2 separate regions of the Homo sapiens genome follow, and region 1 is linked to region 2. The links are chromatin loops, found by intact Hi-C in ENCODE. Cell type or tissue: heart left ventricle. All regions are shown on one strand. Links, peaks and the distances in the headings refer to the core of each region. The heading gives the core; the rest is flanking DNA.

Region 1 (17,252 bases), core at 4,965-12,964, 1.1 Mb after region 2:
AACACTATAATGTATGTCAATTATGCCTCAATTTTTAAAAGACTTTCTTTGTTATATCTATGTAAATCTGCATCTATATTCTCTAGGGTTGATTTGTTTATCTGGGCTATTGCCTGCTTCTTTATATGACCATATGTTCTCAGACTATATATTCAGTTGCCGAAAATAATTTCCTATTTGTAGTTGCATTCTTCTTCAACCAGTTATGAGTAGCTTCCTTCCTCAATCAGAGCTACTACTCATTCAAAATATTGTGCTCCTATCCAATACATGTACCTTAAATATTTGAATTGAGAATGTTATTGGACCCTTCAGTCTCTATTCTTGACTTCTATACCAGCTACTCTTGCCCATCAATGGAAATAAATTATTCATTCTAAGAGACAATCTGAGTAACAGAAAGAATATCACATCAGGCAGCCAAAATTCCACATTTCCTCAACTCAATTTATTAAGTGACTATGGACAGCCCTTTAACTGCTCTGATACTCAGTTGCCTATTGGAAAAATTAGGACATCAATTTCTGTTAGAACTATTGCAGATGCAGATGATTTGTTAGGAACACTTTCAGTTTAAACAGCCACAGCACTGTATATCACCAAAATTTAAAATTGAACTTTTTAATAAGTCAAAATCATACAAACAATTATTTTAGGAATAACTTAAAATAGACATCATAATTATGTGAAGGTCCATGGAAAATGCTTTCTATTTAGGAAACCTCTTTCTTTTATTAAAAGACTACAATTTCTCTTAATGTTTATTTTTGTGCTTCTTTCAGTGAAATTATATAGGAGACATATGCATTTTAATTTTTAATTTTTGTGGAATTTACATGCATTTTTAAAATATTGACTAAGAATTTTTCCCTGGTAATATTTCTAAAAATCACTATTCTGCCAAACACACACACACACATATTTAGCAAACATTTTCAGTTGATATCCATAGACTTTATAGCATTTTGGACAGCACAGGACCTTGGAGATCATGCTGTTTTAGGCTTCTCATTTTAATGTAGAGAAAAAGCCTGAATCCCAGAGGACTTAAATGACAAATCAGAGGCACTCTGCTATATGGCAGAATTTGGCGTGATGTCCTAATCTAGAGAGAATTCATAGAGCAATGAAAACCCCTATCTGTCCTGAAGACATGTTCAGATAAAGATATTTAATTCTCCTACCCTCTAAAACAAAAAAACTGCCTCACAGAAATGATCAAATTAGACTTGTTTCCATGGCCATATTTGACCATTCAATAGAGATTCATATTTGAAATATATGATCTATTGTTATATCTGACCAAAAATATCCTAAATGCATCTTTTCACTGTTGTCTTTTTAAATAGTTTAAATCCCATGCATTGGTATCTATGAGAACAGGGAGATATCACCCACATCAATCCAATACAGGCAGATAATCTTTTAAACTAATACCATACCATTGTATCCAATACTTTTTCATGTACTTCCTGGAAGCTATTAGTAATTACAGTATTTTATTCTGTCATATTGAAAAAAAAGCATTTAATACAAACACTAAATTTGTTAATGTGCTGTAAAATACTAGGAATGATAGCTAGTTCGATTTTTCCAAGATATACTCATATTTCTGATTAATGACTCTAACCTGACTAGTATTTAATGTCTTATGAGATGACCAGAGATAAAGTAATCATGTATAACCATTAATTGCTCTGTTGCTTTCAAGAAATAGAAAAACTCAAGTTACTGGGATCACTGCTTCTCATAAATTTTGTTAAGCCAAAATAGTCGTGCACAAATTCAGTACCTAATGCATGGTCAATTTTTTAAAACACAAATGGCACTTACTTCTTAATCCTTTAGATATACTACTGTCCATCAAATGTTGGGTAATCCAGCAGACATTTTGTCTTTATTTTTCTGTGCAAATGTAAATGCCACAAAGATTTCAGTATTTGCCTGAAAAGCAGAGCCTTGTCTGCTTCTGTCAAGTTCGACAACAGAAAATCTTTTGATATAGTGAAAAAGGGGAAATAGTCTCCTCCTAAATTGCTTTGAAGATATCTGCTCTATTATGCCTAATGTAATTTGTGATATTCACTGTGAGGTCCACTGCAATGAAACAACAACAACGTTGTTGAATTATTAAGCAAACGTGCCGCATGACAACTGTATTCTGAGCCTACAGAAAGCTTGGATTGCAAAATCATCTCAAACTTAAAAATAATCAACATAATTATCTTTTCAAAAGAATAAATAGATTTTGTTTTACTTTATTTTTTTAAGTTCAGGGGTCCATGTGCAGCTTTGTTACATAGGTAAACTCGTATCATGGGGGCTTGTTGTACATGTTTCACCACCCAGATATTAAGCCTAGTATCCATTAGTTATTTTTCCTGATCCTCTCCATCCTCCCACCCTCCAACCTCTGATAGGCCTCAGTGTGTGTTGTTCCCCTCTATGTATCCATGTGTTATTATCATTTAGCTCCCATTTATAAGTGAGAACATGTGATATTTGGTTTTCTGTTTCTGTGTTAGTTTGCTAAGAATAATGGCCTCCAGCTCTATTCAAGTTCCTGCAAAGGACATGACCTCGTTCTTTGCAATGGCTACAGAGTATTCCATGGTATATATGTACCACAAATTCTTTATTCAGTCTATCATTGATAAGCATGTAGGTTGATTTTATGTCTTTGCTCTTGTGAATAGTGCTGCAATGAATAATGCATGCATGTATCTTAATAATAGAATAATTTATATTCCTTTGGGTATATATACCCAGTAATGCAATTGCTGGGTCAAATGATATTTCTGTCTTTAGGTCTTTGTGGAATCACCACATTGTCTTCCACAACGGTTGAACTAATTTGCACTTATACCAATAGTGTGAAAGTGTTCCTTTCTATCCACAACCTTGCCAGCATCTATTATTTTTTGACTTTTTAATAACATCCATTCTGACTATTGTGTGATGGTATCTCATTTTGATTTTGATTTGCATTTATTGCTCTAATGATCCCTGATGTTGAGCTTTTTTTCATGATTGTTGGCCGCATGTATATCTTCTTTAGAAAAGTGTCTTTTTCATGCCATTTTCCCACATTTTATTGTTTTTTTTTCTTTTAAATTTGTTTGAGTTCCTTGTAAATGCTGGATATTAGACCTTTGTCAGATGCATAGTTTGCAAAACTTGTCTTCCCATTCTGTAGGTTATCTTTACAAGATTAAATATATTTTAGATTTACATAGTTTTACTAGTATACAAAAAAGATTTTGTCTTTTTGAAAAGCAATTATACCAATTTCCCAACTCAATTCCCACACTTAATTCTATAACATAGTATTCTATTTTTCTTCCACCACAGCAGAAAGACCTTTTCTCATGTCTTTTCTATTTAAAAGCTAAGATCAGTGAGAGCAGATATGTCTGGCTTAGTCACTTATGAATAAACAAGAAGACAAATGAAACCATGGAGCATGGCTAAATTGATGTTTTAGTAACATGCATTTTATTACAAAGCTAAACTAGACATAAATGTGTGTGCATGTGTGTGTATTTAATTATAAATCACACCTTCACTTTGTAGATGAGGAAATTAAAATACAAAAGCCTAGTGTGGTTAATTCTAGTTCATTCTGGTGTAAACGGTCGCCTTCTCAGTACCATTTCCATTAAGTATCTATTATGCAATCACCTCCCTAATCGTCACTAAGAACCTCAAAAAGAGGAATGAGCTTGGTTTCTTTTTTGCAGATTCAGAAATAGAAATTTGAAAGTAGTAATATATGAAGGGAACACAATCAATAAACAACAGAGAAATGAAGAACACATTTTACAGTGATAAAATGCTATTCATTCTCCAAACACTAGCATCATTCCTACTAATTGATGGAAACTTTTTGCAGAGTTCCAACACTGCATGAAATCCCATTATATTTGCTTTCTGTAGAACCAATATGACAATCATACCCTTTCTGCCACATATTGTTACTTAATATATTTCTTCAGAAACTGTAAGCTGCTTCAGGGTAGAAGCAATGAATTTTATTTACTGGAATATTACTCTCTCAACCCACTAGAATTTAAAACAATGCTAAGTTTGTAGTTGGCACTGAAGAAATTTTCATTGAATAAATTATTTAATAAATGGACTGCATTGGGTTGAGCTAGGCCAAAATTAAATACAAAATACCAGAATAGATTCAGTGGAAGAAGAGCTATTAAAAATGAGAAAAAGCTATATATTTTGCTGTTATGATTCAAACAAACTAAGCTAATTAATTATAATTAGGCAGAAAAGTCTATATCTACTCCAAACTCTATTTTCCTTCCTGTTTTAATTTTTCTTTATCAATACTATATAAATAAAAGCTCTGCCTCTTGACTTCAGCAAATTTATGGGTACGTTAATTTAATCCTCTCCATATTTCTAAAATTCACACTTGCACAATTCTCACAGAAAAAAACTTTTATACAAAGTTTCTTAAGAACTCATCTGCTTTAAGTTAAATATAAAAAAGCCCAAGGTATTAGACATAAAGTAAACTCCATCTCTATAAAAGAGCAAGACATGTTGATTTCTGCATTTCTTTGCACAGAAGAGTAATCTTGAATCAAAATACATGCGGGACCAAGGAGAATTTTTTCATCATCTCCCCCCCCAACCCCTTAAGTTACTGAATCTTATTGTAAGTCACTGGGCCTTATTTTGTTGTAGTCATAAGTCCATTTAAGAATCTATTGAAAATTATAGATTTTCTTCACAGCAAAATGCACCTACATACCCAAGTTTTGCTACAATTTGGAAGCATATTCTGATATCTCTGAAGCTCAAGTTAAGCTTCTTCCTTACTCCTTTGGAAAGCCATTCATTTGTAATTGCCAAATACGTGTGACTCAACGTGTTTCTGTCTGAGGCTGACTTGGTCTTATTTTGAAACTTTTCTTTGCTTTCCTTCCCTGTTCCTCCCTGGAAAGCCCTTCTTTAGCATTGCTTTAAGGCTGTATGTCTCTGTTCCCACTCGCCAAAATCCTTTCTTCCTTCCATCTTTACTCATGATACCACACACGACCCAGGTGCATAACTTCTTATTAACTATAACAAATAAATCATTTACCCTTGAAATGTCAATCTCTTATTAACCTTCATTTCCAGATAGTTACTGGTGAATGGACAAATGCCAACCATCAAAGGTCCCTGGGTTCAGAGTCCTAAAATATCCTGTGCAGCACAGCCAGTTTCCATTGACCACCCTTAATGTTCTGAAAGGGATATATATTGAATAACAAGGGCCCAACTATAGTAGAAAACATTCGAAATGGGAGAAAGAATCAGCTGTAGATTCTCCTAATTTCAGATTTTTTTTTCAAAATGGCAGGGTTTTCTTGAAGTCACTGAGAAAAACATTCATGCCTTTATATTACTGCTTTTTCCCTGCCAGCAAAATGAATCATGAAAGAAAATTAATTGCTGCACCATCAATGTCTAAACCCATCTGTTTTATTGCACTTATTTTACTATTGGAAAGCTCATATTTAAAAAAAGCTTATATTAAAACATAATGAAGATCTCCTGGTGTTAAAATGTTCCTGCGTTTGCTATGAAATAATTTGTCATTACTCTAAGATTAATTCGCTTAATTTCCCCAAACCTCTGCCTCTCAGATTAAAGGAAAATGATAGTTTGAGCTTTTAAAATATTATGCTTCAATTGTCTTCTATGTTAATTTTATTGATAAATAAACATGGGAATTTTCATGATGAGAAAAGAATCTTAATTCACTTATAGAGAGAAGTGAAACTGGAACTGGTTTCAAGAAGAGGAAAATTGGCATCATCCATCTCTTTATGTAAACTGCACAGAAAAATACATGGCCACTTTTGTTTTGGGACACTTAAGTTCTAGATGGATAGAATAATAACCGGAAAAAGACATTTGATATGTCCATTCAGCACTCTATTTTTCAGCTTCTTCATCTGCAAAGTGGAAATATTCGAGGATCTTCCCACTCAATGAGTAGTGTGCAGATTAGTACCTTAGGCATAACTTGAGTGCTGGGATTTCAGGTCCAGACCCTTCCAAGACTTGCAGATTCAGAATAGACCTTGATACAAGATCCACAGGAGATTTTAAGGTACATTCAAGTTTGCCAAGCACTAGTCAAGACGGTTTCACCAAGACTTAAGGGAAATTATACTTGAAAAAAAAAAAAAAAAAAAAAGGAAACCTTCCTCTGCATTTTTAAATCTTCCACCTAATTTCCTGAAGTAATTACAAACTTCATTGTCTGCTTACAGGAAAACACATGTGATCGCTTATGAGTTCCGTTGAGAAATCAAAGACACAGTTTTACAAACAAAATTTTATGTAAAAATGTAAAGAGGAAAAAATCTGTCCACTTGTTTTTTATGACAGGAGAAGATACAAATAGATTGACTTCCCCAGAAAGATCATAAGAAAAATTTGCGCCGGGTGCGGTGGCTCACGCCTGTAATCCCAGCACCTTGGGAGGCCGAGGCGGGCGGATCACGAGGTCAGGAGATCGAGACCATCCTGGCTAACACGGTGAAACCCCGTCTCTACTAAAAATACAAAAAATTAGCCGGGCGTGGTGGCAGGCGCCTGTAGTCCCAGCTACTCGGGAGGCTGAGGCAGGAGAATGGCGTGAACCCGGGAGGCAGAGGTTGCAGTGAGCCGAGATTGCGCCACTGCCTCCAGCCTGGGCGACAGAGCAAGACTCCGTCTGAAAAAAAAAAAAAAAAAAAAAAAAAAAAGAAAGAAAAATTTGCCTAAGAGCACAATGTTGAGAATAAGATACAGAAGCAATGAAGCAGAGCATTGACAGGTAACAAGAAAACAAGCACAGTATACGAAGAATGTTTATTGTAATGCCTGGGAATATGCAGCACTGGCGAGAATCTCAAAATTGATTTTCCTTTCTTCTGAGGCAATAGTGACTTGAGAAGATAAACAAACAAATAAAAAGGAAGAAAATATCCACAGTCTAAGTTGGACTAAGTACCAGAAACAGCACTACTTGGCAATTGTGTTGCAAGCATAATAATATAAGGACAATGTCTTTTGAAGGAAGAAATATTTTCCTTCCACTTGCTGACTCTCTGAAATGTCTATAGGGTTATAAAAGATGTTAATAATGGACCAGATGCATCTGAATTGGTCAGAGAAAATGTCCCACTACATGTAGCTTGGAAAATTATAGTTATCTTTCTGTCAGTATTTTAAATAGAAAAATTTAGTTGAATGCTGTGGTTTGGTTACTAATTCTTTAATATAAGTGTTTTTTCTTAATTCTTTAGCTATGTACAGCCTTTGGGCGTCTGAAAAAATAATATTTCCAGAAGCAACCAAAGTGAAAGAAAAAAGCATCCTTGCCAAAGCAAAGGAAAGGGATGCCTTCTATAGGCAATATTAATTTTCTCTGTCAACAAATATGTTTGTGGTAGATGGATACAAAATACCTTGTCCCAGGATTGCATGCAGATTTTTGCTTCCTTTGCCTAAGAAGTTTGGTAAATGTGTCATATATATATATATATATATATACACACACATATATACACACACACATACACACACATATCAGCAATCTGAGCAAATAAAAAACCTTGGAGAAAGTTCTAATAAAAGGAAAGTACAAAAGACTATCTCTGCTACATGTAGGTCAGGCTTTTCCCAAGTAGAGACATAAGCAGCACCTCAAAAATAGCAATGAAAATGTTTAAACTACATAAGAGATGTTTTGGGAATATGGACTGTGAATGTCTAACAAGCCTCTAACATCCCCAGGGCAATTGCTTAAAAAAAATCAATGCTTCATTTTCTAATAAGTTAGTAACTTTTTGGAAGTCTTTTTAAGAACTGGTACAGGTCGTTTGCATAAGTAGAGGATTCTAAGCAGTACGTCTAATAGAATGAACACCAGGGTTCTATAAGGAGGTTATTCTGAAGAGTGTTTAAAGGGCATAATAGTGAAAACTGCCTATGTTAGCCTCTTGGAAGAATGAAATGGGAACCATTTTACTCAAATAATTGGTATAGATCCTGGAAACCAATTATTGAAAATACATAAACATGAAACAACAATGCTTTCTTGTAAGCAGGAAATCTTCATTAAGTCTTTTGGCATTGATTACATTCACATGATTCATTCTGAACTCTTCTTAGTAATGTGAATTTAATGCATAATTTCTGTGTAATGACTTTTTTTAATTACCACATAATCACGGGTGAAAAAAGTGTCTTCCATTTGGTCCATTTTATGAGGTTAAGTAAATAAATCTATAAAATAATTTATTCTGCTAGTTGCTTGGAAACTGTATTGTTGATATGACAACCATGGCATAATAAATCAAATCACCACTTTCTTTCATTTGCATGTAGAAGTCATATATTTTCAAAAGAAAAGAAGTTGTCTTGCTTTTCCCTATGCTACAGTGACATCTACAGAAGGGAATGAAGAAAAATTGAGAGGAAAAATCTTTCTTGCTTTCTTTTTTAAGAATACTCTAACATAAAGTGCACTAAAACTCCCGGCTTTCAGAAATAGGTTCAATGTTTCCTATATAGAATATTTTATAAATATCTTTAAAATCTCAGAAGGCCTAATTTATAGAAGTTTGTAACTTGTGCTTCCTGGAGATCTAGGTAATAACAACTTTACAGATACATTTTGTCATGATAATTCCAAAAAGAAGTAATTATTGCCTTCATGAAGTTCAGTGAATACTTGTAGTTAGAGGATCAGCACTTGCAGTTACCTATAAATATTCATTTATCTTCCTAGCTTCTTTTAAAATGCTCCATCATACATTTTGCCACCCATTACTGTATATTGCTATAGGTGTTTTAAAATTTTTCTACCAATAATACAATTTTAACAAGTGAGTCTTTGTCCTTGGAAGTGGAAGATAATATGAGTTTCACACTAAGCATGCCAATAGTTGTATCAGATCAATTATAAATGGACATTTTATTTCTAATTCACCAAATATCCATCTCTTCTCTGACAACAGATTGACTTGAAAGAAAAAAAGATCTTAATTCCCATGTTCTAGTGTCCGTAAGTTATTCCACCTGCACCTCATTAAAAAGAACAAGAATAGAAATAATCCTCCTTTTTTTGTCAGGGTCACAATCACAATGGAGACTTTTAAGAGAAAAATGTCATTTTTAGTAGAAACTATTAAAACATCTCCCTTTCCCACAGGGCTTCAACGTGTTCCACAATGACAGATCTCAACATGACTTCTAAAAGGTAGTAAAGTTATGCAAAGCAGCATGACAGAGTTTTATATGCATGGAAGGGAATTATTCAAAGACGATGCCAGGGATACTTTCTCATTGACTGTATTTCATTTAAAAACCAAATCAAGGGGCAAGGGGATGATGCCATTATCATCATCAGCATCAGCAGCAGCAGCAGCATCATGTTATATATGGCAGGGAATGTAACTGCACGTTATGGCAGTGATTATTACTCTAAAAACAGAATAGGGTAGTGAGGAGGCTGGTAACTCTGGCATAATCAATTGAGAAATAAAAAAATTAGTTCAAGAAAACAAATTAAATTAATTCAACTGACACTTACAAAACACCTGCTATGTACTGAACTCTGGGTTCACTGGCAGAGGTACAAAGGAAAAAGAAAAAGGTGACGTTAAACATTAAAAGATATAAAAATTATTCTAAGACATGGTGATATCCTAGAGGACTCAGTGCAGATTTGTCCTAAAGAGAGAGAGAAAGAACATTTTTCCTCCACAAAAAAAAGCATTTTTTTTCTGTGCTTTGCATTTTGTATTTAGCTTTGTAGAAACACATGTAATTCTTAGGAACAGGTATGCTTCATGTTGTTTTATTATTTTAAATGTATAGAATTGGTATTTCTTAGAAAGGATATTGCTTCACCAAAGCAACATCCTTGGTTTTCTGTCCCTGGCATCACACATTTTAAAAGGGCAAGATTCAATATGTCAGAGGCTCTTTCTTTTGAAGAAAATCCCTTAATTCTGCCTTCATCTAAGAGGCAATGTGCTCATTTCAGTAAACCCTTCTGGAATATTCTGAACAATATAGAAAGAAGTCCCACTTTGACATGGGCTTACCACTGCACATTTAGCATTGGTCACAGCAAACATCCCAATGTTTGAAAGACAGTACTAATGAAACTATTAAACAAAGCAAGAATGACAGAATGTGAATAAGTATTGAAGCTGAGGATAAACACATGAGGGATCCATTTAACTATAGCATACATTAGACACTTAAAATTTCTAGAGGAATGTTAACTTCACAAAAATGACTAAGATTCTGATTCTATGATAATTGATCTACTTCACTATTCACTACAAAATTTAGAACATGTTTATAATTAACTTGTACCATTTCTTTTTCTAAGATCACTAGATATTAAATGCAAACTATAATTCTATATCCAGGTCACGCCTGAAAAAAGGAGCTGGTAAATCCTGTAGAAATTAGGAATTATCTGTGTGATTGAACTTCTTTTCCAATGACTATACAACATAACATAGAAAATGGGCTCTAGCACATAGCTGGGAGCATAGGTGTGAGGAAGGTCTAGAACTAGGATAATTCAATAGATAAGACCCCACAGGAAATAAACAAAATCAAAATTTTAAACTTGAAAACTTTCCAAAACCTACCCATACCTGCCTTTTCCCTATTGGCTGTATAGAGACTCCTTATTTCCTCACTTCTGTCTCTTCTTGCCTGACCTGCCAATTTTGCACCCCAGTTGATCAAGTTTTCTGACCTTTGAACTTGCCATTTCATTTCTAGTTTATGATCTTAACCTGAATCTTTGCTTCATGTTTAGATTTGCACTTCCATATGGGGAGTCCCTGGGACCTCCTTCTCTGAACTGCCTCCTCTTTCATTTCTCTGATGTAAGACCCTGCATTCTGGACTTGCTCCAGTCCTGGCCAAGAACACAGTGGTAGGGTTCTGACAAGTGGCATTATCTTTCCTGAGCACTGCATAAGTCAGAAATGTGAACTAATACTGGAGATCTGAGTTGTCTTCCTACCTCTGTCCCTGCACCTTATTAATTTATCTGGCAAGGTCAGAAAACCTCTCTGAATATCAGACCCTCACTTGTGACCCCCAAAAATCAATTTTACTATATTTTATACATATTCTAAGCATAAGAGAAGAGCTTTGAAAAAACACAAAAGTAAATATGAGTTAGCAACAATAGACATCACGTAGAAAGCCACTGTTGAACTCCTACAGAGTTTCTATCAGGTTTGTGGAACAGTCATGGCCTTTGACCTCACTTAGTTATTCTTCAGTTAGACAATTTAAATACATAAGTACAATGTGAGGGAGTGCAGTTATAACAAAACAATAGCATATTAAGGCATTCAGATACCATAGCTTGGATTCTGAAATTCATTCATACAGTTATCCAACAAACAGTTATTCAGTGCTGATGATCTGCCAGGAACTGTGTGCTAGGCATCTGGAATAAGCAGGTGAGCCTGACAGTCAGAGGCACTGCCTTCCTGGAGCTTGCTTTCTCGCACTGAGGAGTGGAAAACTGGCTGTGATAAAATGAACATCAGATGAATAACTTAAAGATAATCACTATGAAGGAAAATTATAAGAAGCTATAAGGCTAGAATAAGTGGACCTGATTTTGTCTGAGATAACCTACAAAGGCTTTCTAAGGAAAGTGACACTTTTGCTAAGATTTGAAAGGTGAGCAAGATTTAATTAGGTAGGGAGAATAATTGTAGACAAGCGATTTTCCTGGCAGGGGATATTAGCCTGTACAAACACATTGAAGGAACAATAGGCCTTTGAGGAACTTAAAGAAGACTGCTGTGGCTCGAACACCAAAGGCAAAGAGCGTGTCTCATGGTAACTACATATTCCCAGTTGCGATGGCTACAAAAATGATTGAGTGATCAAAGAATCACTGTTTGTGTATAACTTGTGATTGTCTGTATATAGTTACTAAATGTTTTTCATATCACTCCTATTCTAAAATTTAGCTATATATAGGTCAATTTATATCACCTAAAAACTTGTCTATGAGCAAAATAATTTATTTTCTCATTATGTTATTGATTTTCAAAATCACCTTGAAGTGACTGAAGAATATTTCACCTTGTTTATCACTTTATAATAAGTTACATGTTCTCTAGTTATCAGTACTCTACACTGTCCACTTATTTCCCACAGGCTCCTTGATTTATTGAAAAGACTTACAGCATTTTAGTTAGTGAAGTAAAATTTATCTTTTTGCAGACAAGTGACTCAATTATAATAGTAATGATAGTTTATTGGTTACTTTGTGTTTAGAACAGTGATGTTATCTGAGTACCTTTTTCAACCCAAAACTATAATCCACATTTTCCAAGAGCCTATTTGGTGCTCTTTCCAGCACACCATCCTTCTCTCTCCATCATTAACCATCATTGAATATTCACTTAGTATTAGTACAGCTGGACTACCTACAAGACCTAGATGTCAGAGATGGGTCAGAGTGGTGGGAAAAGCTATAAAAATTATAGGGAAAGATGCAAATGTTATTGGAAGGCCAAAAGGTTTTGCAAAAGCTTCAAAAGAGGATTTAGCTGAAGGCAGTTAAATTATCTTAAGAGCAAGGGTTAGATAACAAGGGAATGTAAAGGAACTTATCTAGATAAATTCATTTACTCCTGTCTCCAGAAACCAATCTTTGATCATTCATGCACAATATTGCTCTCTACTCGGGGGGTCAACAATGTTTATTACCCACAAATTGTGTTTGCTGTAAGCCTTTGTCATTCAATCTGTACTAAATAAATGCAAGCATCACCAGCTTATCGGGGCTGCACTCTCTTGGCAGCTGCTAGACTCTCTTGATGGTGGTGCGGAGCCGTGTGGTCTCCTAGCCGTGCTGTCAGGCAAAATAACCTGTGTCAGCATACTTCTTTCATCTGTCACTCAGCCAGAGTCTGCAGGAGAGACTCGGCACCTAGGAATTTATTTAGCGCCTACTTGTGTGAATTTCAAGTACAAAGTAGAGGCCCACAAGTATGGGGCTTATTCATGAGGGACATTCCTTGGGGCAGGGAAGCTGGCTATTTTGTTCTGCAGTTAGCAATACCAAACAGAGATGTTCTGAGACAAATAAAATGCATCCTCTGAAAAATAAAACTGAGCTGCACTATGGCTATGAGGATCCCAGGAGCCTTTCCAAGAAATATATTCTTATTGAAAAGACAAGAAAAAAATCATTATTGAGGACTGAATATTTATGCAGTAAATCTAACATTCATGTGTATTTCAAACTAGGTTTGCCACAGGAATTTAGGAGAACATAAGTCAAGGTGGATGATTCCTCCAAACAACTCCCGTCTCTCTAAGGAAAACAGAACTCTGGTTACAACTGGTGACATTATTTTTAATTTTAGTTTTAGTTTTGGTTGACAAGTAATAATTGTATATATCTGCTATGGTTTGAATGTCCCCTCCAAAACTCATTTTGAAATTTAATTGCCATTGTATAGAGAGGTGGGAACTTTAAGAAGTGATTAAGTCATGGGGACATTGCCCTCATAAATGGATTAAGGCCATTACTGTGGGAGTAAGTTAGGTATTCCAATTGATTTAGTTATGAACAGGATAAGTTTGGCGCAAATTTTGTCTGTGTTTCACACACTCTCACCCTCTGTCACCCTTCCACATCCTGTCATGTTTTCCACCATGTTATGATGCAGGAAATAAAGGCCCTCACCAGATGTAGCCCCTAGATCTTGAACTTCCCATCCTTCAGAATCACGTGCCAAATAAAACTCTTTGCTTTATAATTTAGCCAGTCTGTTGTGTTCACTTATGACAAAAAGTAAGACAATATTTTTGGGGTATAATGTTTTGAAGTGTGTATACATTGTTGAAAGACTAAAGCTAAGCATACCATCACCTACAAAATTATCATTTTTTTTGTAATGAGATTATTTTTGCTTTATGATATAAGGCAAAGATAGGAAGACAGTCAGTGCCTCTGATCTCTGTAACAAAAGAAAACAATATCCCACTTGACCTAGAAAGGGAGGGGCATATTTATTTGGCAAAAAATACACTTTTCATCGAGTAAAAATGTATCTTATATGTATTGCACAATGGCATGTCTGAAGCGTCATTTGTGCTTTAGATGTAATCATAAAATCGGAAATACAATTTCAACAAGACAGAACACCAAACATGAAGCATTTTCTGTTTCAACTATATGACACACTCTAGAAAGAAGATGAAAATGGACTATAAAATTGTCATTACACCTACAAGAAGCACTTGAAGGGAGAGAAGGTGTTTTTTTTTCTTTCTTAAAGCAGGTGATGTGCCCTAACACTGTAGATTTAACTGACAAGTAAACAATTTACTTTCCTTTTCTGTGCTAATTAACTACACGTCAACTAAAAACTAGCTATTTATTTATTTATTTGTTTGTTTATTTATTTTGGAGATGGAGTCTCGCTCTGTAGCCCAGTCTGAAGTGCAGTGGTGTGATCTCGGCTCACTGCAACCTCCGCCTCCTGGGTCCCGGTTCAAGCAATTCTCCTGACTCAGCCTCCCAAGTAGCTGGGATTAAAGGCATGCACCACCATGCCCAGCTAATTTTTGTACTTTTAGTAGAGAAGGGATTTCACCATGTTGGCCAGGCTGGTCTTTAACTCCTGACCTTGTGATCCGCCAGCCTCAGCCTCCCAAAGTGCTGGGATTACAGGTGTGAGCCACTGCACCCAGCCAAAAACTAGTTATTTTAATGAAGTTCTTCCTAAATCTCATGCTTACTGAATCACCTATATAATGCCTATTCTATGATCCCATTTGCATTTTTTCAAACATACCATACTACACATACTTCTATTCATTCATTCATTTTTCAACCAATATATTAGAATAGCATTCAGTAGGCAGTAGAGACACAGTTCTCATAGAGCTTAGAATCTAGAGTAGAATTTCAAAGAGAATTCTATCTAGAGATATCAAATTAATTAAGTAATCATGCAAATACATGTCAAATTGCATCTATGGCAAGCATTTCTAAGCATTAAAATGAAAGATTTTGAGAAAAGAGATTGACTTTCTCAATGAGGCAAGGAGAAATCTTCAGCTTGTACAAGGGCAGAGGATGAAACATTTCTGGCAGAAGAAAACATCCAGTACAGACACCCGAAGAAGGGAAAACTAAGGGAAATTATGAAAGATGGAGAAGTCAGAAAGGTTGAAAAGAAATGAGGCAAGGTGAGTTTAGTCACAGAAGAGAATGGAGAAGATAGTAGGAGACCAAACTGTTTTGTAAGCCATGTTAACAGAATGAATTTACCCTATGAGAAGCAAGGAAATGATCAGATTTTCACTTTCAAAACTTATCTCCATATACACTATAAATTATACGTAGAACAGAATAGATGCAAGATGAACAACTGTGGCTTGGAGTAGTATGGTTCTTCCCATGATGAAAGAATGGAAACTTTAATGAAATTGTATTCTGGTGGCTTAAAAATTTCTGTATCATATTACTCTCAACTAGTAAACTGTGAACTTCTAGGAATTCTTGAAATTTTTCTCAGCCACCACCAGCTTCCCATCTCCATATCTGCATACATTGGAACTCTCAGCCCAAACAGCTGGCTGCTTTGAGCAGAAATTTTTCTCCTGCTGTTCCCCTTAGATAATCTCAGCTAAAATCATGTAATTCAAACTGGGGATTCTATGACTGCTTTTGTCCACTTTGTAATTTTGCTGTCAGATCTTTTTCATTAAGTGTCCTTAATTCTTCAAGTGAACTGAAATTAAATCATTCTTACATGAAAAGGTGTGGAAATGTGCTTGAAACAATCACCAAATCTGCTTTTACTAATTTCCAAATACTTACTGCTATACATACTAATATACATTCATTTAAAAGTTCTAACCAGTCAAAAGAAAAATGAGAAAAATAAGCATAATAGATAATGTGATAAAAGTGAAGTGATAGGCCAGGCATGGTGGCTCATGCCTATAATCCCAGCACTTTGGGAGGCCGAGGTGGGTGGATCACGAGGTCAGGAGTTTGAGACCATCCTGGCTAACATGATGAAACCCCGTCTCTAATAAAAATACAAAAATTAGCTGGGCGTGGTGGTGTGTGCCTGTAATCTCAGCTGCTTGGGAGTCTGAGGCAGGAGAACCACTTGAACCTGGGAGGCGGAGGTTGCAGTGATCTGAGATTGTGCCACTGCACTCCAGCCTGGCAACAGAGCTAGATGCTGTCTAAAAAAAAAAAAAGTAAAGTGATAAAAGTAGTGGTTGGTTTGCTGTGGGACACTTTAAAATATTCTTTTATAGCAAAATAAAACATAGTCAACTCTTTGTCAGTCCCCTATTACAGGGATTTTAATGTTTTCCTCCTAAGTTTAAATGCCTAGAAGTCACTGTTTCAGCCCAACTAGTTGTCTCATAAGGTTAGTCGGTAACTTAGGAATACACAACTTTAAAAATGTTGCTTAACCCAAATTTTGTTCTTAAACTGTTACTGGAAAATATAAAAAAGAAAGAGAGAGTTGAGTTTCATTATTTGTTAAAATTAGCAAAATTTTATTTGTAGAGCTTCTTGGCCCTGAAATAACTGCAAATTTCCAAAGTTAGTCCTCACTCTGTATCCCTATCTGGTTCTGTGGCCTTAGACAGGCAGAGATCCATGGTGTCCCCATGGGAATGCTGGCCCTTCTATATCAAAGAAGCATCATACAGAATAAAAGGTCCCTCAATGTGCCTCTCGGAAAGTCTGCATGTTGGTTGACTCTTAGGCAAAAACCATCTTGTAATGCATGTGATTTGAATTTCCAGTGTCACCAATTATTTTTCTCTAGTTCCATTTACTTGGCATTCCAATGTTTCCAGTGTAGGTATGAAAAAAATAAGAACAATTAATTTTTACTGTCCCATACTGATCGTAGACTTTTCTCCTGGGGAACTGTGTTTGTTCTTGTCATCTGTGTGATATGTAAGTGCAAAATTTTCTTAAAGTGGTACCATGGAAAATAATAGGTTACCCTTTTCTATGAGCTTTATTTGCTTATTTTCCTTGTTCAAAAATACATATTTTAATTTTAATAATTTTAATAATTTATAGCACATAATTTATTAAATATTTAAGTATCATTATGTATTTATGTATATATTTATATCTATATTAACACATGCCAAATATACCCACAAAGGCAGATTCTAGCAGTACAAAATTA
Region 2 (17,252 bases), core at 3,901-11,900:
CTAAAGAAATAAGCTGAGGATAAAATATAATTTTAAAGAGTTTACTTGAGCTAAAATGAGGAAAGCTGCCTGGGATATACTTCCTAGTTGCCTTGGTGAGTGCTCAATTGAGCCTTTGTTAGAAGCAAGTTTTTAAAGGCAAATGGGAATAAGGAGGTGGCTGATGCACAGTTATTCGACAGGAATTCTCATTGGCATACATAAATAAATAACATTGATTAGTAATTGACCATACATTGTTGAAATATAGGATATGAGTTATGGTGTTTGGTATATGGCATTGTAGGGCTACTGGATATCAATCACTCTAAAGCCAACATACCAAATGGCATCAAAGGGTAATTGTTTGGCCTAAGGGAGGAGAGAGATTTGACTGCTGTCACATTTCACTCTCTCTCTCTGGACCTGATAATTTAAAGGGGCTTGAATTCCTCAGATAAAAAGCTTATCTCCTTTCTCACTTTGTACCACTATTCCCTAACTCCAATTTCAAAGTGGCCAGAAACAGGTGTTACTTTTCTATGGAAGAGAAGAAATATTACGTAGAGGAAAGGAAGAGAAATCTGATCATAACTACACTTTCTTTTTCTTTTCTTTTTTAAAAAAAATATGTATACATATTTATTATACTTTAAGTTCTAGGGTACATGTGCACAACGTGCAGGTTTGTTACATATGTATACATGTGCCATGTTGGTGTGCTGCACCCATTAACTCGTCCTTTACATTAGGTATATCTCCTAATGCTATCCCTCCCCCCTCCCCCCACCCCACGACAGGCCTCAGTGTGTGATGTTCCCCTTCCTGTGTCCAAGTGTTCTCATTGTTCAATTCCCACCTATGAGTGAGAACATGCGATGTTTGGTTTTTTGTCCTTGTGATAGTTTGCTGAGAATGATGATTTCCAGCTTCATCCATGTCCCTAGAAAGGACATGAACTCATCCTTTTTTATGGCTGCATAGTATTCCATGGTGTATATGTGCCACATTTTCTTAATTCAGTCTATCGTTGTTGGACATTTGGGTTGGTTCCAAGTCTTTGCTATTGTGAATAGTGCCACAATAAACATATGTGTGCATGTGTCTTTATAGCAGCATGATTTATAATCCTTTGGGTGTATACCCAGTGGATATATACTGGGATGGCTGGGTCAAGTGGTATTTCTAGTTCTAGATCCCTGAGTAATCACCACAGTCTCTTCCACAATGGTTAAACTAGTTTACAGTCCCACCAACAGTGTATAAGTGTTCCTGTTTCTCCACATCCTCTCCAGCACCTGTTGTTTCCTGACTTTTTAATGATCGCCATTCTAACTGGTGTGAGATGGTATCTCATTGTGGTTTTGATTTGCATTTCTCTGATGGCCAGTGATGATGAGCATTTTTTTCATGTGTCTGTTGGCTGCATAAATGTCTTCTTTTGAGAAGTGTCTGTTCATATCCTTTGCCCACTTGTTGATGGAGTTGTTTGTTTTTTTCCTGTAAATTTGTTTGAGTTCTTTGTAGATTCTGGATATTCGCCCCTTGTCAGATGAGTAGATTGCAAAATTTTTCTCCCATTCTGTAGGCTGCCTGTTCACTCTGATGGTAGTTTCTTTTGCTGTGCAGAAGCTCCTTAGTTTAATTAGATCCCATTTGTCAATTTTGGCTTTTGTTGCCATTGCTTTTGGTGTTTTAGACATGAAGTCCTTGCCCATGCCTATGTCCTGAATGGTATTGAAAACCTGAATAGGTTTATCTTCTAGGGTTTTTATGGTTTTAGGTCTAACATTTAAGTCTTTAATCCATCTTGAATTAATTTTTGTATAAGGTGTAAGGTAGGGATCCAGTTTCAGCTTTCTACATATGGGTGGCCAGTTTTCCCAGCACCATTTGTTAAATAGGGAATCCTTTCCCCATTTCTTGTTTTTGTCAGGATTGTCAAAGATCAGATAGTTGTAGATGTGTGGTAGTATTTCTGAGGGCTCTGTTCTCTTCCATTGGTCTGTATCTCTGTTTTGGTACCAGTACCATGCTGTTTTGGTTACTGCAGCCTCGTCGTATAGTTTGAAGTCAGGTAGTGTGATGCCTCCAGCTTTTTTCTTTTGGCTTAGGATTGACTTGGCAATGTGGGCTCTTTTTTGATTCCATATGAACTTTAAAGTAGTTTTTTCCAATTCTGTGAAGAAAGTCATTGGTAGCTTGATGGGGAAGGCATTGAATCTATAATTACCTTGGGCAGTATGGACATTATCATGATATTGATTCTTCCTACCCATGAGCATGGAATGTTCTTCCATTTGTTTGTGTCCTCTTTTATTTCGTTGAGCAGTGGTTTGTAGTTCTCCTTGAAGAGATCCTTTACATCCCTTGTAAGTTGGATTCCTAGGTATTTTATTATCTTCGAAACAATTGTGAATGGGAATTCCCTCATGATTTGGCTTTCTATTTGTCTGTTATTGGTGTATAAGAATGCTTGTGATTTTTGCACATTGATTTTGTATCCTGAGACTTTGCTGAAGTTGCTTATCAGCTTAAGGAGATTTTGGGCTGAGAAGATTGGGTTTTCTAGATATACATTCATGTCATCTGCAAACAGGGACAATTTGACTTCCTCTTTTCCTAATCGAATACCCTTTATTTCTTTCTCTTGCCTGATTGCCCTGGCGAGAACTTCCAACACTATGTTGAATAGGAGTGGTGAGAGAGGGCATCCTTGTCTTGTGCCAGTTTTGAAAGGGAATGCTTCCAGTTTTTGCCCATTCCGTATGATATTGCCTGTGGGTTTGTCATAAATAGCTCTTACTATTTTGAGAGACGTCCCATCAATACCTCATTTATTGAGAGTTTTTAGCATGAAGGGCTGCTGAATTTTGTCAAAGGCCTTTTCTGCATCTATTGAGATAATCATGTGGTTTTTGTCTTTGGTTTTGTTTATATGCTGGATTACGTTTATTGATTTGCGTTTGTTGATCCAGCCTTGCATCCCAGGGATGAAGCCCACTTGATCATGGTGGACAAGCTTTTTGATGTGCTACTGGATTCAGTTTGCCAGTATTTTACTGAGGAGTTTTGCATCGATGTTTATCAGGGATATTTGTCTAAAATTCTCTATTTTTATTGTGTCTCTGCCCGGCTTTGGTATCAGGATGATGCTGGCCTCATAAAATGTGTTAGGGAGGATTCCTTCTTTTTCTGTCAATTGGAATAGTTTCAGAAGGAATGGTACCAGCTCCTCCTTGTACCTCTGGTAGAATTTGGCTGTGAATCTGTCTGATCCTGGAATTTTTTTTGGTTGGTAAGCTATTAATTATTGTCTCAATTTCAGAGCCTGTTATTGGTCTATTCAGAGATTCAACTTCTTCCTGGTTTAGTCTTGGAGGGTTTATGTGTCCAGAAATTTATCCATTTCTTCTGGATTTTCTAATTTATTTGCGTAGAGGTGTTTACAGTATTCTGTGATGGTAGTTTGTATTTCTCTGGGATCAGTGAATCGAAAATATAAGGATACTGCCCAGCTTTTCATCCAGGGGCAGGAGAAAAACAACTAGTGCTACATCACAGATCCCAAAAGACAGTAGGAGAAAATGATTTACCATTAAAATCAATTAATTATGTTTTTACAATTAACCAGATACACACACACACACACACACACACACACACACACACACACACACACATCCTTGCAAGCAGACACACACCTGAAACTTTATTTTTATTGGCAATGTAAACAATAAAAGAGTAGCCCATCTGTAAAAGATGGATATTTAAATTCTAAACACTTTCCTCATATACTCCATTCAATTTGTTTATTAAATCAGAGATATTTTGGTGCAGATAAATATTCATGTTAATTTTATATTATGTATTTCTTTTGAGATTATTCTAATTGATTATTTTTTATTTGTAGAATAATTATGTGGACTTGACTCATATTTAGCTAATTTAATTGACAACAGTAAACTTTTTGTACAGTCTTATATTCTTCAGCTTGTGTTTTACTTCATCTTTTGTTCAAACAATTATATCTGTGTAATTTATTTAAGAAGTTACATAAGTGATATAATTACTGAACGCTTGTTTTAATGACTTAATCAGGGAATAATTTGTAAGCATCTACTGAGTCAGGAATATCTATTTTCTTTATGCATAAAAAGTATTTTGGCTGATTGGAGAATTCTTGAATTTTAAGTCTTTGTCTACTTCTTACCTTCTCCCTCCCCATAAAAGATCTTTCCTTGCAGCTTTGTTATCAATATCCTTTGTTGTTTCCAGGCTGTGTTCTTTTCCTTTGTTTTCCCTCATCTCTATCCTGTGTTATTTGTGTGCTTATATTGTTTTTGAATATTAAAACTCAAATATTTCAATGAAATGACACTTGATATTAGAATACTTAGATTTTGTTTATACATTCATGTTAAGCTTCAGTTTAAGATTATTATTATTATTATTATTTTTTTTTGAGATGAAGTCTTGTTCTAGTCACCCAAGCTGGAGTGAGCAATGGCAAGACCTTGGCTCACTGCAATCTACAACTCCTAGGTTCAAGTGATTCTCCTGTCTCTGCCTCCCGAGTAGCTGGGATTACAGGCGTGCACCATCACACCTGGCTAGTTTTTTGTATTTTTAGTAGAGATGGGGTTTCACCATGTTGGCCAGGCTGGGCTCGAACTCCTGTCCTCAGGTGATCTGTCTGCCTCAGCCTCCCAAAGTGTTGGGATTACAGGCGTAAACCACAGTGCCCGTCCAAAATAGTTGTGATTATTGTTATTATTATGTTTTTTAGAGACAGGGTCTCACTCTGTCCCCCAGGCTGCAATGACACAAACTTGGCTCAATGCAGCCTTACCCTCCTGGGCTCAAGCAATCTTAATACCTCAGCCTCCCAAGTAGCTGGGCCTAAAGGCACATGCCACTATGCCCCCCTAATTTTTTGTAATTTTGTAGAGATGGTAGTCACTCTATGTTTCCCAAGCAGGTCTCAAACTCCTGGGTGCAAGCCATCCTCCCATCTTAGACTCCCAAAGTATTTGGATTACAGGTGTGAACCACCATGTTCAGCCTATCACTTATTTGAGTAATACATAATTTGTATTTTTTCTGCTTTTTTTTTTCTGAAACAGGGTCTCACTCTGTCACCCAGACTGTAGTTCAGTGGCGTCATCAAAGCTCACTGCAGCCTCTAGCTCCTGAGCTCAAGCAATTCTGCCACTTCAGCATCCTGATTAGCTAGGTCTACAGGCACATGCTACCATGCCCACTATCTCATTCTTTTTTAGCTTGTTTTTCCTAGACTGAATTTTCCGTATCTTTCACATTTTCTTATAATTACCTTCTTTTATATTATTTTGTCAATTGTCATGAATTTAGTTTGTTGGTTGGCTTTTGAAGACTCGGTCATATATTCTTTGCCTAGGCCAATATCCAGAAGAGTTTTTCCCAGGTTTTCTTTTAGGATTTTTATAGTTTTCAGGTATTATATTTAAGTCTTTAATCCATCTCAAATTAATTTTTGTAGATGATAAGAGGAATGGGCCCAGTTTCATTCTTCCTGTGGCTATCCAATTTTCCCAGCACCATTTATTGAACAGGATGTCATTTCCCCAGTGCAAATGTTTTTGATAACTTTGTTGAAGATCGGTTGGTGGTAGGTCTATGGCTTTATTTTTGTGGTCTGTCTTCCATTCCATTGATCTATGTGTTTATTTTTATATCAGTACTACACTCTTTTGCTTACTACAGCTTCAATTTAGTTTTCTGTAATTTCCAATAGGTTGTTTTAAGCATTCTTAACAAAATAATGTTTATCAAATCAAAACAATGTATTTTCATCTTTTTAGACAGTTTGTTCTTTATTACTACTTGCTCTAGCTTTATAGCTGAGATATGTTCTTTTGTATCTAGAGAACGAAATTAAAACTAAAGTTCTGCTTTGTTTATAGCAACAAAAGTGTTTTGTGACAGCAACTCTTTGATTAGCAATAAAAGTCCCTGGCTTTTGACCTCTTGTGTTTTTACATGGTTTTGACACTTTTCATTTTTGTACTCAGTTAAAGGAAAACCTTAAAAATAGTTCTCTGCTTACAGTAACTACTCACTCTGAAAAAGAAGCCTTTCTAATGTTGTTCTTTATATATGTGACAGCCACACATCAAAAGAGCTTCCAATACACTGTGGCTACTCATTCTAAAAAAGATTTCTACTGCCCAAATATTATTCTTCTTAGGGTTGCTTTTCAATCAATAACAGTTAGTCATGCCCAATATCATTTAATGAATATAGCTATACAATAGGAAATAATGTTCAGAAGGAGATGTTCTCTGCCCTCACGGAGCTAAGAACATGCCAATCACTGCCTTCATCTTTGGGGTTTATCAGGATTCCTCCATTGAGTACCTAGCTGTCTTTTTAACCATAGAACATTCTATTTTTGAAGCCAGAAAAATCATATGTCTTCCTTCTAGGTCAAGTGTTTGTTTCACTTTTAATTGCATTTAGCCAAATCTCTAGTGACAAGTCTGGTAAGAGAGTCAAGTTTTAAGCAGCAATGTGGCTTTACTCAATTTATTTATTTATTTATTTATTTATTTATTTATTTATTTATTTTTATGTTGGTCATAAATTTGGTGTCTAGTGGGATAAGAAAAAATTGAACACCATATTTATGTTGCTTGTGAGTCAAATTGTCACTATTGTCTTAGGGTTTCTAAAACTATTTAGACTTTCTTCTTTGGCAAAAGACCTCTCCGTTGCAGAATCTCTTTGTCTCATAAAAATTAATGTACCTATGTCAATTAGTTCAACCATTTTGGAAGACAGTGTGGCTATTCCTCAAAGACCTAGAGGCAGAGATACCATTGGACTCAAGAATCTCATTACTGGATACATACCCAAAGGAATATAAATCATTCTATTATAAAGGTACATGCATGCATATGTTTATTGCAGTACTATTTACAATAGCAAAGACATGGAATCAACCTACATGCCCATCAATGATAGACTGGATAAAGAAAATGTGGTACATATACACCATGGAATATTATGCAGCCATAAAAAAGAACAAGATCATGTCCTTTGCAGGGGCATAGATGGAGTTGGAAGCCATTCTCCAGCAACCTAATGCAGGAACAGAAAACCAAACACTACATGTTCTCACTTATGAGTGGGAGCTGAATGATGAGAATACATGGACACATGGTGGGGAAAAACAACACACACAGGACCTGTTGGGGTGGGGTTGGGGGAATAGCATCAGGAAAAATCGCTAATTGATGCTGGGCTTATTACCTAGTAGGTGGGGTGATCTGTGCCACAAATCATCAAAGCACACATTAACTTATGTAACAAAACTGCACATCCTGACCATTTATCCCTGAACTTAAAATAAAGGTTGAAGGGAAAGTTAAAGAAAGTACGAGATGTGTTTGAGCTAAAAAGCAAGGCTTTGTGTCAATGGAAATGCCATACATGTCATATCTCAACATGTAACACTATCAAAAATTAGGCAAAATGTTTCATTTTCCCGGTGTCAAACACCAAAAATTATTTTTGGCATTTTAATTACTGTTTTTATTCCATTAGGCCTTCTGTGAGTAGGGATATTTTGTGTAAAATTCTAATAATCCCTTATACTTTTTATGAGCAGATATATTGCTTCATTAAATCTGATTGTTTATAGCTAATAATAAAAACTTTACCAAACCTAAAAAAAATTAATGTACCTAATTTTTATATGAATTCTTATTTTATTTATTGAGAGGAAACTGTAGATATGTGGATAGTCAATAAATGTAGATTCATGATTTCTTGCAATTTACAACTTTAAATAGCAGTAATGGTCATACTTATTACCAAGCATCAAAAATTTGATAAACCTATCCAGCAGATGGCGGTGTTACCATAATGTGGTGTGTGTTTAATAGATTATTTTAGTCTTAAAAGTTTTAGAAGACAGGTGCTATTTGCATTTAAATGGAACCATTGTTCAAGTATTTAAAAAAATGATACCATCCATGAGGCAATTTGGTAGTGTGTGTGCAATATATCAAGAAATTATGTGTAGAAGTTATCAATTAACATAAGAAAATCATTAGAAATATATAAATTATATATAATTCATTTATAGTTATAAACTTTATAAATTATAATTTTACCTTATATTTATGTGTAATTTATATATGATAAACATGATTATTCAAAAACAGTATGAGTGTATTTGAAAAATATTTTAGTAATATTCTATTTATTATCTGAATTTTATATACATATATGTATGAGTAATTTATTTTAAAATTTCATGGGTTTTTTTGAATAGAAGTAATTTATAAATCTATATATTTGATTTTTCTAAAATACTTTGTCCCAATTCTGTAGTAGCAAAATTAAATTGTAGTTATTTAACTTATTGAATTCATGTAAAAGATTTTAATTTAAACAGTTACTATGAGCAAAACAAACAAGTTAACAGTTCCTCTTACCTATTCAGAACTGAGAAACTATAAGATCTTGAACAGTGTCCAGAAAAATGATAAGATACTGAGAAAGAAAGGCAATGTCAGCATCACAGGATAAGAGTATTAGCTAAGAAAGTACACATCTCACTAGAATTTAGAAGGACCACAGGTACTTCCATGTACAAATATTTATTTTGTTTTTATACTATGATTTTCCTCTGTCATTGGCCATTATTTTTAATTTGTGGGAGAAAATGTACAAGACCTTACATGTACAAGGAATTACATTTGATATTAATGTTTTTCCTAGCATAACATTCAGTAGACTTTTAATAGCTACTTAGTAAGTTAATATGGTCAATCAATTTTTTATGTTCTAATCAAAATTTATTCTATTTACTTTGCCTCTAGGAGAGAGGAAGAAAGTGACATTCTTGGGCATGGATCAATGGCACCACAAATCCCATATTTTGAATTTCAATATTTATGCCAATAACTCAAGTATTTATTTTTGATAGTGAAAGCGTGATTGTAGTTACTTTGATGAAAGTTTTCAGTGGTAAATAATTAATATGCATCATGTTATATTGCATTTGGTTATATGCAATAATTAATACATATTTTGTATATTCTTACTTTAAAATAAATATGTATTTATTTTTAAAGAATAAAGCTTACAGAATGACAACTAAAAATACTCCTTTCAAAACTTTTGTTGTATCCAGCAGAGTAACCACTGTCATCAATGTTGTATATAATTGTCCATATATTTTACATATATTAGCCAATACAGATATATTTTTATCAACTTGTATCCCACTATAAATATTTATCTATAATAGTTTGCAGGACATTTAATACATATTTTTATTAATTTTTATCCTATAAATTTAATATGTTTTCTTGGTTCAGAGCTAAATAATACAGAAACATGATAAAAGCAAGTTTTCTTTCTTATAGCACACCTCCTAAACTCAATATCAATTTCATTCCTGTTAACAATTAGGTATAAACTCATCATGTATTTCTTTTCTATTAGTGTTTCACTAGATCTGAATATTTTTTCTACTTTTTGGAGTTCTTTCTATGGTAAGAAAATACATTCTTAGTCAACTATTAATAACATTTTTCAGTTTTATTTCTTCTTTAGACTTGATTTATTTTGTTTTACTTAGATTTTAGCAACAGTAGTCGAAAAGGTTAGGTAGTGAAATATATCAACTTTTAGCTTTGGAGAGTCTGAGTATTATTATTTCAAATTAAGGCATTCATTCCCTATGATTAGAATTGAAAAATATTCACTTATATATTTTGTTGTCACTTTTGTGACACTGTTAATTTTTTAACATACAAATATTTTATCCATCTAATTGTTTTGTTGTATGAAGGAGTTAGAGTTTTTTTGCTTTTCCTAAATGGTTAGTTTTAACATTAGAGGAATGGCTTTCTGGTGATCTTTTCCAGAGAGTACCTTTCAAATAAGAACATTTCAACAAGTCTGATTTCATATAAAAATATATGTCATGCCTTTACTTGAAAATTTGATCTAGTGATGAAACAGTAAGCAATATTTGTTTTAAAAATAATGCTTTAATTTGTGTTCTAAAATTGAGGTTATGTTGCCTGTGAGTCAGATGTCACTGTTATTTGGGGGCTTCTAAAACAGTTTAGGGTTTTTTCTTTGTCAGAAGACCTCTACATTGTAGAATCTCTGTCTCATGAACAAAATTTAGACTAGAGCTAGGAGTGATAGCACCTCTTAAAAGTTGTTTATTTCTGCCATCCATTTGCTAGAATGATCACTTTCATAAAAATCCTTGACTTGTGATTCTATTCCCTTTAATTTGTGACGATGGCAACCAATTCAGAGATTCATTAAAGATTCTATCTCAGTTTTAGAAAACACTATTAAGAAAACCAATATGTTGTATTACCTTCTTATAGCTTCTCATTTTGTTCCAAATCTATCTTATGTTAAAGGAGGAATAGTTAAATTGTTTAAAATAAAATATTGTCTAAATGATTAGAAAGATTCCTTATTCTGGTCACCTCTCCATCAGGGTTGTTTTTTTTTCTGTGGTGTATCTATGAGCCTCTTGAAATCTAGTACTCAGAAATAAATGCAATATATCAGATATAAGCTGAACAATAGAATTTACAGTTTTCATATCAATAGCACTACACTTCTAAACATGCAGGTCAACGAATAATCACTTAATAATTTGTAGCTGTTTTTTTCAAATGATTAAAATGTAAGGTAACTCTTCAAGCTTATGGTCAACTAAAATCTCATGAATAAAATGTTAATTTGGTTATCACCTTTAAACACACTTTAAGCTTAAATATAAGTTATTCCATTATTTTTATTAAATAGAAAATTGTGGAATCGAGACAAGAATTTTAGTTTATTTTATTAATTTATAAAAGTATTAATTTAGAGATTAAAATGTGCCAATTTCCTGATTATTACAACAAAGGAAGCTAGATCAAACAAGGTTTCTGCACTTCTCCAAACATAGAATCTGTGACACATATTTAGCTCAAATTAACTAAATAAATGAACCATTTGGAGAAAAAAGCTAAGGAAGCACTGACCAGAGAGAAAGAAGGAGGCTGCTTGTGCAATAATTACACTTAGCTACCTAGAGACTTGTTCAATGATATAGGGACCTGTACTTGTCAGGAGGTGGATAAGATTGCTGGGTAAAGATTCTATATTATAGAATTTGTCTCTAATACTACAGCAATACATTCAATACTTTCCAAATTTAAGTATTAGTACAATGTTGAAAGATAAGCAAGTAAAAAACAGGCATGAAGCTTAAATGAACTTGACTTATTCTTCATAAACATATACAGACTGAGCATTCTCCATATCCTTCTCAATTAAACTTGAAACAGCACTAGAATATTAAAATGTGTTGTCACAGTAACAATACATATACAACTCTAAAATGTGCCACTATAGAATATGATAGAACAAACACACAAAAATGTCACATGTAATTTAACTACCCAAATCATTTTAATTTTCTAAGAATATCTTGAATACAATGGTTTTCAACATCTGGTCTTTGGATTAGCTCCATTGGTGTCACCTGGGAACTTATTAGAAATATAAATTGTTTTTGCTTTTTTTTATTTCAATAGATTTTGGGGGAACAGATGATATTTGATTACATGAGTAAGTCACCTTATCCATGAAACATTTAGTGGTGATTTTTGAGATTTTGGTGCACCCATCACCCAAGCAGTGTACACTGTACCCAATGTGCAGTCTTCTATCCCTCAGCTCCCTCCAACCCTTCCCTCCAAGTCCTCAAAGTCCATTGTGTCATTTTTATGCCTTTGCATCTTCATAGCTTAGTTCCCACTTATAAGTGAGAACATATGATGTTTGGTTTTCCATTCCTGAGTTATTTCACTTAGAATAATGGTCTCCAATTCCATCCAGTTTGCTGCAAATGCCATTATTATGTTCCTTTTTATGGCTGAGTAGTATTCCATGGTTTGTGTGTGTGTGTGTGTGTGTGTGTGTGTGTATATACATAAATATAAAAATATATATATACACACATACATGTGTATATATGTAACATTTTGTGATATATATATAACATTTTGTGATTTATATGTGTGTATATATATATATAAAAAACATTTTGTGATATATATATCACATTTTCTTTATCCATTCATTGCTTGCTGGGCATTTGGCCTGGTTCCATATTTTTGAAATTATGAATTGTGCTGCTATAAACATGCATGTGCAAGTGACTTTTTTGTGTATTGACTTCCTCTGGGTAGATACTCAGTAGTGGGATTTCTGTATCAGATTATAGATCTAATTTTAATTCTTCAAGGAATCTCCATGGTTTTCCATAGTGGTTGTACTAGTTTACATTTCCACCACCAGTGTAAAAGGGCTCCCTTTTCACTATATCCATGCCAACATCCATTATTTTTTGATTTTTTAATTATGACCATTCTTGGAGAAGTAAGGTGGTTGGTATGATTTGACTGTGTCCCCACCCAAATCTCATCTTGAATTGTAATCCCCATATGTTATTTGGGAGGGGCCCAGTGGGTGGTAATTGAATCATGGGGTGGTTTCTCCCATGCTATTCTCATGATAGTAAGTTCCCACAAGATCTGATAGTTTTATAAGGGGCTTCCTCCTTTGCTCAGCTCTCATTCTTCTCTGTCCTGTCACCCTGTGAAGAAGGATGTTTTTGCTTTCCCTTCTGCCATGATTGTAAGTTTTCTGAGACTTCCCAGGCCCTGTGGAACTATGAGTCAATTAATCCTCTTTCCTTTATAAATTACCCAGTCTTGGGCAGTTATTTATAGCAGCATGAGAATGGACTAATACAGTGCTATTGCATTGTGGTTCTGATTTGCATTTTCTTGATAATTAGTGGTGTCGAGCATTTTTGTCATATGTTTGTTGGCCATTTGTATATCTTCTTTTGAGAATAGTCTATTCATGTCCTCAGCTCACTTTTTGGTGGGATTGTTGTTGTTGTTGTTTTCCTTGCTGATTTGTTGGAGTTCCTTGTAGGTATTGGATATTAGTTCTTTCTCAGATGAATATTGGTGAAGAGTCTCCCCCACTCTGTGGGTTGTCTGTTTACTCTACTGATTATTATTATTATTTTGCTGTGCAGAAACTTTTTAGTTTAATTAAGTCTCATCTAATTATCTTTCTGTTGCGTTAGTGTTTGAGTTCTTGGTCATGAAGCCTTTGCCTAAGCCAATGTCTAGAAGAGATTTTCTGATGTTGTCTTCTAAAATTTTTATTGTTTCAAGTCTTAGATTTAAGTCTTTGATCAATCTTAAGTTTATTTTTGTATAAGGTAAAAGATGAGGATCAAGTTTCATTCTTCTACAAGTGGCTTGACAATTATCCCAACACCATTTGTTGAATAGGTTGTCCTTTACCCACTCTATGTTTTTGTTTGCTTTGTCAAAAATCAGTTAGCTATAAGTATTTGGCTTTATTTATAGGGTGTCTATTATGTTCCATTGGCCAATGTGTCTATTTTTATGACAGTACCATGTTGTTTTGGTTACTATAGTCTTATATATAGTTTGAAGTCAGGTAATGTGATACCTCCAGATTTGTTCTTTTTGCTTAGTCTTGCTTTGGCTCCTTTTTGGTTCCATATGAATTTTATAATTTTTTTTTTGTTCTGTGAGGAATGATGATGGTACCAATATCCCCAATGAATATAGATGCAAAAGTCTTCAACAAAATACTAGTTAACCAAATCCAACAACATATCTAAAAGATAATTCACTATGATCAAGTGGGACTCATACCAGGGATACAGGGATGATTTAAAACACAGGTCAATAAATGTGATACACCACACAAACAGAATTAAAAATAACAATTACATGGTCATCTCAATAGATGCAGAAAAATAATTTGAAAAAATCCAGTATCTCTTTATGATTAAAACCCTCAGCAAAATAGGCAAAGAAAGGACAAACCTTAAGGTAATAAAAGCCATCTATGACAATCCCATAACCAACATTACACTGAATTGGGAAAAGTTGAAAGCATTCCCCCTGAGAACTGGAACAAGACAAGGGTGCCCACTTTCACCACTTCTATTCAACATTGTACTGGAATTCCTAGCCAGAACAATCAGACAAGGGAAAGAAATAGAGGGCGCCTAAATTGGTAAAAAGGGAATAAAACTGTGTTGTGCACTGATTATATAATTGTATACCTAGAAAACCCTAAGGATTCACCCCAAAAGCTCCTAAAACATATAAACGAATTTAGCAAAGTTTCAGGATACAAAATCATCATACACAAGTCAGTAGCACTGCTATACACCAACACTAACCAAGCTGAGAATCAAATCAAGAACTCAACCTCTTTTACAAGAGCTGCAAAATAAAATAAAATAAACCAAGTAGGAATATACCTAACCAAGGGGGTGAAAGACCTCTATAAGGAAAACTACAAAACACTACTGAAAAAAATTATAAAAGACACAAACAAATGCAAACATATTTCATGCTCATGGATATGTATACTAAATATTACTGTGAAAATGACCATACTGCCAAAAGCAATTTAGAAATATAAATTCTTAAGCTTCATCCCAGACTTAATGAATTAGAAACTCAGGGGTTAGGACTGGGCCCAGAAAGCTGTGTTTTAACTACTTCTCCAAGTGACTCTGAAGTCACTAAAATCTGAGAACCATTGTTTTTGTAAAGTAGTTTCATCAACTTGCAGTGACATAGAATCATCTGGAGACGTTTTTCAAGTGGCATTGACTGATTTCCACCCATGTTGATTTAATAGGTTTCATAAATTTTTAAGCTTTTATATTTCTTGCACAATTGTACTTTGTAATGTGTTACTGATCCAATATTTTGCTCATTCCACTTGCTTTTTTTTCTCTCATTTTTCTTTTACTCTTTTTTTCTTCTGTCATGGACTACTCTTTCGGTGTTTGTGTGTGTGTGTGTGTGTGTGTGTGTGTGTGTGGTTATTTAAATTTTTAAGCTTCTGTCCATGAATTTTGAGAATTTAACAAAAGACATGTTGAAAATGAGCCATGTGTGTCAGGCTCAGTTCTTCTCAATCTTCTTATTGAGCTCACATTCTTCAAAGTCTCTAATTATGTCTTCCTGAAACAAGAAGGCCACCAAAGCAACTCAATGCCTTTCTTCTTGAGCAGTCTTCCTCTCCCTCCATGAAGCTCTGATTCAAAGCTTCTTGTCCTACAGAGAGAATTTAAAAAGTGGCTGTAGAATATCAGCTCACTTCTCTGTGAATTCTCTGACTCGATTCCTGTCTCTGCTAGTCCTAGCTTCTTCAGCGCTCTCTTATTTTTTTAAAGTGGCTTTAAATGTTTTAAATCTGGTTCTTGTAATTATTCTCAGTAGGAGAGCTGGATTGCTTCAAGCTACTCCATCATAACGAGAAGCAAAAGTATAATGTTATTTTTATATTTGAACTTGTTATTTTTTAACAATTATTTTTGTATGTAATTTGTATTTACTGTACTTTAATATGTGTTTGTTTACGTGGAAAGTATATTTACTTATACTTCTTTTTTCTATTTGCATTTTAAAGTTCTTATTGTGAAGCATCCTTAATACTTATCCCAATTACTTTGATTTAATTACTACACATTATTTTATAAATTTGTAGCTTTTCCAAAAATTATATAGGTTTCTTTAATATTGTAGCATGCATAATCACCTTGGAAAAGTCTGAATTTAATAAGTAGTCTTTTTTTTATTATTATACTTTAAGTTTTAGGGTACATGTGCACAATGTGCAGGTTAGTTACATATGTATACGTGTGCCATGCTGGTGCGCTGCACCCACTAACTCATCATCTAGCATTAGGTATATCTCCCAATGCTATCCCTCCCCCCTCCCCCCACCCCACAACAGTCCCCAGAATGTGATGTTCCCCTTCCTGTGTCCATGTGTTCTCATTGTTCAATTCCCACCTATAAGTGAGAATATGCGGTGTTTGGTTTTTTGTTCTTGCGATAGTTTACTGAGAATGATGATTTCCAATTTCATCCATGTCCCTACAAAGGACATGAACTCATCATTTTTTATGGCTGCATAGTATTCCATGGTGTATATGTGCCACATTTTCTTAATCCAGTCTATCATTGTTGGACATTTGGGTTGGTTCCAAGTCTTTGCTATTGTGAATAGTGCCGCAATAAACATACGTGTGCATGTGTCTTTATAGCGGCATGATTTATAGTCCTTTGGGTATATACCCAGTAATGGGATGGCTGGGTCAAATGGTATTTCTAGTTCTAGATCCCTGAGGAATCGCCACACTGACTTCCACAATGGTTGAACTAGTTTACAGTCCCACCAACAGTGTAAAAGTGTTCCTGTTTCTCCACATCCTCTCCAGCACCTGTTTCCTGACTTTTTAATGATTGCCATTCTAACTGGTGTGAGATGGTATCTTATTGTGGTTTTGATTTGCATTTCTCTGATGGCCAGTGATGGTGAGCATTTTTTCATGTGTTTTTTGGCTGCATAAATGTCTTCTTTTGAGAAGTGTGTGTTCATGTCCTTCGCCCACTTTTTGATGGGGTTGTTTGTTTTTTTCCTGTAAATTTGTTTGAGTTCATTGTAGATTCTGGATATTAGCCCTTTGTCAGATGAGTAGGTTGCAAAAATTTTCTCCCATTTTGTAGGTTGCCTGTTCGCTCTGATGGTAGTTTCTTTTGCTGTGCAGAAGCTCTTTAGTTTAATTAGATCCCATTTGTCAATTTTGTCTTTTGTTGCCATTGCTTTTGGTGTTTTAGACATGAAGTCCTTGCCCATGCCTATGTCCTGAATGGTAATGCCTAGGTTTTCTTCTAGGGTTTTTATGGTTTTAGGTCTAACATTTAAGTCTTTAATCCATCTTGAATTGATTTTTGTATAAGGTGTAAGGAAGGGATCCAGTTTCAGCTTTCTACATATGGGTAGCCAGTTTTCCCAGCACCATTTGTTAAATAGGGAATCCTTTCCCCATTGCTTGTTTTTCTCAGGTTTGTCAAGGATCAGATAGTTGTAGATATGCGGCGTTATTTCTGAGGGCTCTGTTCTGTTCCATTGATCTATATCTCTGTTTTGGTACCAGTACCATGCTGTTTTGGTTACTGTAGCCTTGTAGTATAGTTTGAAGTCAGGTAGTGTGATGCCCCCAGCTTTGTTCTTTTGGCTTAGGATTGACTTGGCAATGTGGGCTCTTTTTTGGTCCATATGAACTTTAAAGTAGTTTTTTCCAATTCTGTGAAGAAAGTCATTGGTAGCTTGAT

The links. Peaks named below come from ENCODE experiments on the same cell type or tissue, not always from the same donor. Only the 100,000 strongest peaks of a DNase experiment are listed, where the experiment ranks them.
Region 1: it touches region 2 in a loop (11-fold over the local background); 5 of 110 quality-filtered maps call a loop at or near these places.

Annotation. Positions count from the first base shown.
Region 1 is chr3:167,143,430-167,160,681 of GRCh38, forward strand. No RefSeq gene overlaps it. Among named protein-coding and RNA genes, the nearest start is that of ZBBX, 230 kb to the right of the region's middle. In heart left ventricle, for the core only: a CTCF peak has its summit at 8,423; no DNase peak of the experiment used is centred there.
Region 2 is chr3:166,005,404-166,022,655 of GRCh38, forward strand. No RefSeq gene overlaps it. Among named protein-coding and RNA genes, the nearest start is that of BCHE, 180 kb to the left of the region's middle. In heart left ventricle, for the core only: a CTCF peak has its summit at 7,868 (motif pointing right); no DNase peak of the experiment used is centred there.